2 separate regions of the Homo sapiens genome follow, and region 2 is linked to region 1. The links are chromatin loops, found by intact Hi-C in ENCODE. Cell type or tissue: dorsolateral prefrontal cortex. All regions are shown on one strand. Each heading gives the region's core, and the rest is flanking DNA. Links, peaks and the distances in the headings are about the cores only. Region 1 overlaps SLC13A3 (solute carrier family 13 member 3). Region 2 overlaps SLC13A3 (solute carrier family 13 member 3).

Evidence for each region. A loop is a pair of places that touch in the nucleus more often than their neighbours do. Peaks named below come from ENCODE experiments on the same cell type or tissue, not always from the same donor. Only the 100,000 strongest peaks of a DNase experiment are listed, where the experiment ranks them.
Region 2: a loop joins it to region 1, with 5 times the contacts of the local background. A loop is called at or near these places in 9 of 110 quality-filtered maps.

The regions. Positions count from the first base shown.
Region 1 is chr20:46,561,472-46,564,378 of GRCh38, reverse strand. It overlaps SLC13A3 (solute carrier family 13 member 3), which reads left to right. Exons shown (of 13, transcript NM_022829.6): 12 at 828-965. Among named protein-coding and RNA genes, the nearest start is that of OCSTAMP, 12 kb to the right of the region's middle. In dorsolateral prefrontal cortex, for the core only: CTCF peaks have their summits at 1,501 and 1,707; DNase peaks (open chromatin) are centred at 877 and 1,698; H3K4me3 peaks cover 2,373 bases; H3K27ac peaks cover 2,500 bases.
Region 2 is chr20:46,647,746-46,650,652 of GRCh38, reverse strand. The region is part of intron 1 of SLC13A3 (solute carrier family 13 member 3); the gene reads left to right. Among named protein-coding and RNA genes, the nearest start is that of SLC13A3, 2.3 kb to the left of the region's middle. In dorsolateral prefrontal cortex, for the core only: no CTCF peak of the experiment used is centred there; no DNase peak of the experiment used is centred there; H3K4me3 peaks cover 1,411 bases; H3K27ac peaks cover 2,500 bases.

The DNA of each region.
Region 1 (2,907 bases), core at 275-2,774:
GGCCCAAAAATATCCTATTTAAGTAAAACGCCATAAAAGTGATCAGTATGAATTGTAGGCAGGAGAGGTGACAAACTGGTGGCCCACTAGCTGAGGCCAGCTCATAGGGGGGTTTGATACACACAGTCTTAGAAATTTGGAAGAGCTGCCAACAGATGCTCTCATGAGCTCTCTTTCTCACTGAAATCCAGGGATGCCCCCAACAAGAGGTATCCAGAGGCCAACTCTGGGTTGAGATTGTTTGGCTGAGGGAAGGAGCAGGCAGAGGAAGTATTTTAAAGCCCTGGTTCTCAGTGTACAGTCCTTAGACCAGCAGCACCGGGGGAACACGTCAGGAATGCAGATTCTTGGATCCCACCCCAGACTTGCTGAATCAGCAATTCTGGGTGAGGTGGGGCCAGCCATGTGGGCTTTAACCAGCCCTCCAAGTGCTTTTCTGCACTCTCACATTGGAGAAGGAGTGTTCTAGGTACACCACCCCAGCCCATCCCTGATCAAACCACAGTGTGGCCCTTGAATGTCACTAACCCTGGGAATGTTCTCTCCACCTCTCTCTCGATCTGGTTCTCTTCTTACCTGCTTGTCTCTGTTTCTGCCTGTGCATGTGTCTTTCTGACTGCCTTTCTCTCTCTGTCTCTCTAACTCTCTCTTCTCACTTGTCCCTGTTGTTCTCTGCCACTCTGCCAATCTCTATGGATGTCTTTGTCTCTCTGTCTCTACGTCTTTGTGTCCCTCTTTCCAACTGCCTCTCTCTCTCTCTCTCCCTCTTGCTGTGGTCGCTCTGCGTTGGTCTCTCTCCGGGTCTCTCCCACCTTTTCCTGGCCCAGGCCATCCGCCTGAGAGTGCACCCCCTGTATCTGATGATTCCGGGCACAGTCGGCTGCTCCTTTGCCTTCATGCTCCCGGTCTCAACGCCCCCCAACTCCATCGCCTTCGCCTCTGGACACTTGCTGGTCAAAGACATGGTGAGTCTGGGCATTTCCCAGCAGAGGCCCCGGGATGTGGGTGGGCCGCAAGGGGGCGGGCAAGGCCTCTATGCAGGACTCCTGCACGCTGACCCCACTCCCCAGTCTCTGAATAGATCTTTCTGAGTGGGACCAGGAACATACATTTAGCAGAGACTCTGGGATGATTCCTGCACTTAGACAATCTCAGGAAACACTGCCTTAGTGACTACTTTCCAAAATTTGCTCCAGAGGCAAGGAACTTCCCCTTCCCTCTGGACCCCACTTCGTGCCCAGAATCTTCGGGGGAGAGAAGCAGCAGACACACCCTAGGACTCAGGGGTGGGCCTCAGTGCTCAGCCAGCTGGGAAGGAGACAGAAGCGGAGGACTGTAGCAGTGGGAGGACCCCACCAGCTTTCAGCAGGGCCCAGCCATTGGCAATATGTTCCCTCCCCCGGAAGGTCCCTGCTGAACCAGCTCCTCCCTTCCCGCTCCTGACTCCTGCGGCCTTTTCCCTCTCCACTGGCTTTGCAAATAACCCTTCCAAAGCTGTCAAAGCCAAGACGGGCGACCTGCTTAACCAATCGCGATGCAGGCCCTCCAGGCACAAGACCCCTGCAGGACACATGGGGAGAGAGAGCGAGAGTGAGAGCGAGGCAGAAAGGGAGACACAGAGCAAACAGAGAAGAGACGAGACAGAGACTCATTGATTTGTTCGTTCATTACAGCACTATTTACTGAGTGCATTCTATGTTCCAGCCACTGGGGGCACTGCAGAGTGGGAGAGACACCGATCCGCCTCCTAGGAGGCTGCTTTCTATTGGTGGAGACAGACGTGAACAAGTTCAGCAGATTTTCCTAAATTATGTAAAATTTCAATATTGCTAGGTGCTCAGAAGGAAATAAAACATGAGGAAGTGTAAGAGGACGGGGGAGAGGGGTGGCAGGGAAGCCCTCTCCAGGAAGGTGACATGGGAGCTGATGATCATGGGAAGCCGCCAGCCTCACAGAGAAAAAGGGGAAGAGCAGTCCCAATGGAGGGCACAGCAGGTACAAAGGCCTGGAAGAGAGGAATAGCAGCGAGTGCTCCAGAAATTCAGGGCCAGGAGGCTGGGGTGGCTGCAGTGGAGTTGGAGAAGGATGAGGTTGGAGACACGAGGTCAGGGAACAGCGGGGACAGGACAGACTTGGTATCTTATTCAAACCACAGTGGGGACCCTCGGTAAGCAGGGCAATGATGTGATTTCACTTCTGTCTGTAGAAGATCATTTTGGCTGCTGGCTGGAGTGAATCGTTAGGGTGGGAGGGACAAGTGTGGAAGCAGGGAGGCTACTTAGAGAAAAAGACTGAGAGGGCAGCAATGCAAACAGCATAGATTTGGAGAATAAAGACAGCCAGAGAAATGGAGAGTCCCCAAGAGGTAGAGACTTGCAAGAGATGTGGAGGGGTACAAGGGGCACCCCCGGTCAGCCAGTCCCGGGCAGGGATGGCCCACCTGCAGGTTCGCTCCTGAGAGTAATGAGTTAGGTGTTAATGAAGTAGCTAACATGGGACCAGCAGGAATTTTGAGCCCTGGCAAAGGGAGACCCAATCCTCCCCCAGTTTCCCCAACATGTCGGCCCGACTCCCTCTAATCCTCCGAAGGTGCCAGGGCTTCCACCTCTGTGCCCTTAGAAGAGAGGCAGGACAGCACACGCAGTATGTCCCCCACCCGTCCGTGGTAATATTTATTTAACACCTTTACTAAATCAGCTTGACATTAAAAAAAAAAAACAAAAAAAAACTTGAATAAGAATATTCCAGAAGAAATGTTTCCAGTGCATCCATCAATGGAAAACCGGTATTATTAATATATGCCATGGCCAGTAAACCTAAAAATAAATGCAAAGCGGCAAAAACAAAAGAATTAAGCTCTCCCTGATAGCAGCTGCCTGGAGAAGGTTCTGGGCCTCTCCTTGTTAA
Region 2 (2,907 bases), core at 126-2,625, 86 kb before region 1:
TCAGTTTACTCATGTGTAAAAATGGGAGAAATGATAGTGCCCACCCATAGGGCAGCGGTGAATATCAATGAGGCAATATATGTAAATCTCTTATAACTAAACCTTGTACAGAATAAATGCCCAATAAGCAGTGACTGGTCTTTTTCTGCACCAGGTCCTTACGTGATGAGGACGGTAAGATTCATGAGTGCTTACTACGGGTGAGGATTTGCCTTTTGTGTATCACTTTATTTAATCATTTCAACGCGTCTCAGAGGGGAAAGATTATTTGACCCATTTTCCAGAGGAGAAAACCAAGGCTCGGGGAGAGAAAGTGACTTGCTCAGAGTCACACAGCAAGTGACTATGTCGGTATTCAGTCCCCGGCTTGTCAGAATCCAGAACCCTAGCTGTTTTCAGTCTCCCCAAGGAAGTAACCCCTGTAAGATCAAAGGCCGCAGGTGGAGTTCAGGAGTCATAACTGAAATCAACACTAGTGGGGGCTGGAAGGAGATGGTACCACAGGTCCCTTTTGGGTTCTTCACCTGTGCCCTGCCCAGCCCAGCCAGGGCATCATGAGAGGGCACTGGGCTTGTAAGATAAGGCTTCTACCTCCAGGAAGTTGCTTCACCATCTCTCAGTGAGGTATTAAATGTTCACAAAAATAAAAGTAAAGAGGAGGTATAATTTAGTGGTGCATTACCCAGCACCGATCAGCTGAGACCAGGGAGCTTCTCCTGGAAGAAGGAGCCCTCCTTGGGCACATGGAGTAAGAAGGTGACACCAGTGGTTCCAAGGAGACCCAGGGCTAACACACAGCAAGTTCATTAGTGTGGAATTATCTAAGCTATTAGACTTTCTCGACGTGGAAGAGAAAAACACAATAAATGATGGAAGAAGGATGAGGTCACCTTTGCAAAACTCAGCCCACCCCAGGCCACTTTCTGACCTGTGGATCTTAAGATCTTGGACCAATCTCCTTTCCTCTTTGGGTTTTGCTTCCCTGTAAGTGGAGCGATTACACCGCTAGCTTCTGGGATTGATGTGAGAGGTTGAGTAAGGCTTTGTGAAACATCTTTGGTGGAAGTGTGGGTGGCTGAGCCTTGACTGATTGCTGTCTGCGAGGCCATAGGCAGAGCTCTCTGGCAAGAAGAGATAAAACACAAGGTCTCTATTCTCTCAGTAGGGGTCCCGACAGCTTCTCTCTGCTCTGTTCTCTAGCAAGAACATGAACCCAGGAGCAGATCCAAGGGTTAAGGGGCGGGGAGCATTTACTACTTGAGGGGGACTCTTGAAGAAAATGAATACAGATTTACAAATACAGGATTCGGTACGAGGCTTGGGAGAGGTCTGAAGCTTGAGCTTCACAAAGGATCCTCTTCCTATCTGAACTCCAACATGCACAACTGAATGGAAAGCAGGGAGAGATAACAGGGAGAGCCCCTGGGATGTAACTAATCCCTTATGATGGTGCTAAGCCTGATGAAGAAGGTGTTTTATTGAGTGCTTAGCTCTTACCATGTGCTAGGGGCCATGCTAGGAGCTTGTCAGGCTTGTCCCATGTAATGCCCACAACAACCAGAGAGGCAGCTGTTATTTGCATCCCTATTTGACAGGTGAAGAAACGGAAACTCAGCGGGGTTAGGTGACTTGCCTAAGGTTACACAGCTGCTGCAAAGCCAGAATGCAGAGTCTGTACTCCTTTATGTGTGTGTGTGTGTGTGTGTGTGTATGTGTGTGTGTGTGTGTGTGTGTGTGAGAGAGAGAGAGAGATAGGGTCTTGCTCTGTAACACAGGCTGGAGTGCAGTGGCACGATCTTGGCTCACTGCAACCTCCACCTCCCAGGCTTAAGCCATCCTCCTGCCTCAGCCTCCCAAGTAGCTGGGACTATCAGCTCCTGTCACCACACCCGGCTAATTTTTATATTTTTAGTAGAGACGGGGTTTCACTATGTCACCCAGGCTGGTCTCAAACTCCTAGACTCAAGCGATCCACCAGCCTCGGCTACGCAAAGTGCTGGGATTACAGGCAAGAGTCTGTACTTCTTTCTAACTGCTGTGCCTTACATGCTCTTCTTAGTTATAATTCAATACAAACCACCCCTTTGTTCCCTACAGTTCCCTTGTGGGGACCCTTTATATGGCTCTAGATGTCACTGCCTCTTTAAGTGGTTGATGAACCAGGGCCTCCTCCCAGGAGGCAGGCCTGGCTCTTTGGAGGACCTTCGCCTCCCTCAAAATCTCTGTTGGCATACCTGAAGCCTCCTCTCCCATATAACAATATTTATATGATTGTCATTATTAGATTCTCTGACATTAAGAACAGACGTGTTTCTCAATTTCATATACAATGCGAATAAGAAGTATCCTTAGAAAACATCATCATCTTTATTGATCTGGGACACACATTTAATCCATTTCCCATTTAGAAAAAAAAAAAGTGCAGCTCACTGCCAGTGCAGTATTCTCGGTGCAAAACGGGACATGGGTTAAAGCAAGCACAGTAGGTTTGTTATGCACATGGAGCTTCAAGACAATTCTGGTCATCTTCACCAGTCACTCCCTGTGAGAGCCTCCCCAAACAGAGGCTGGTGGACTAACTTCAAAACATGCTTGCTGGGCAATTCAAGACAGGCGTCCTCAGCGTCCACTCCAACATCAGATTGTCACTTCTCAGCCTCTTCCACATGGATATTCTGGCGCCATGAATGCAGGTTGTATTGTATACATGGATCACTAACAACTTGCGAAACTGCAGATATCACATCAGGAAAGAAGTTGGAGATGTTCAGTTATTTGTCATTTACCAGGCAGTGTGGAGTAGGAGACAACCCCTCTTTGGGGCCTGGGTTTCCAGCTTGATGACATCTGTCCACTGCTGCTTTGCTGTTCTAGGAGTCTGTGTGTTAAGAGGGTTGGTTTTCATGC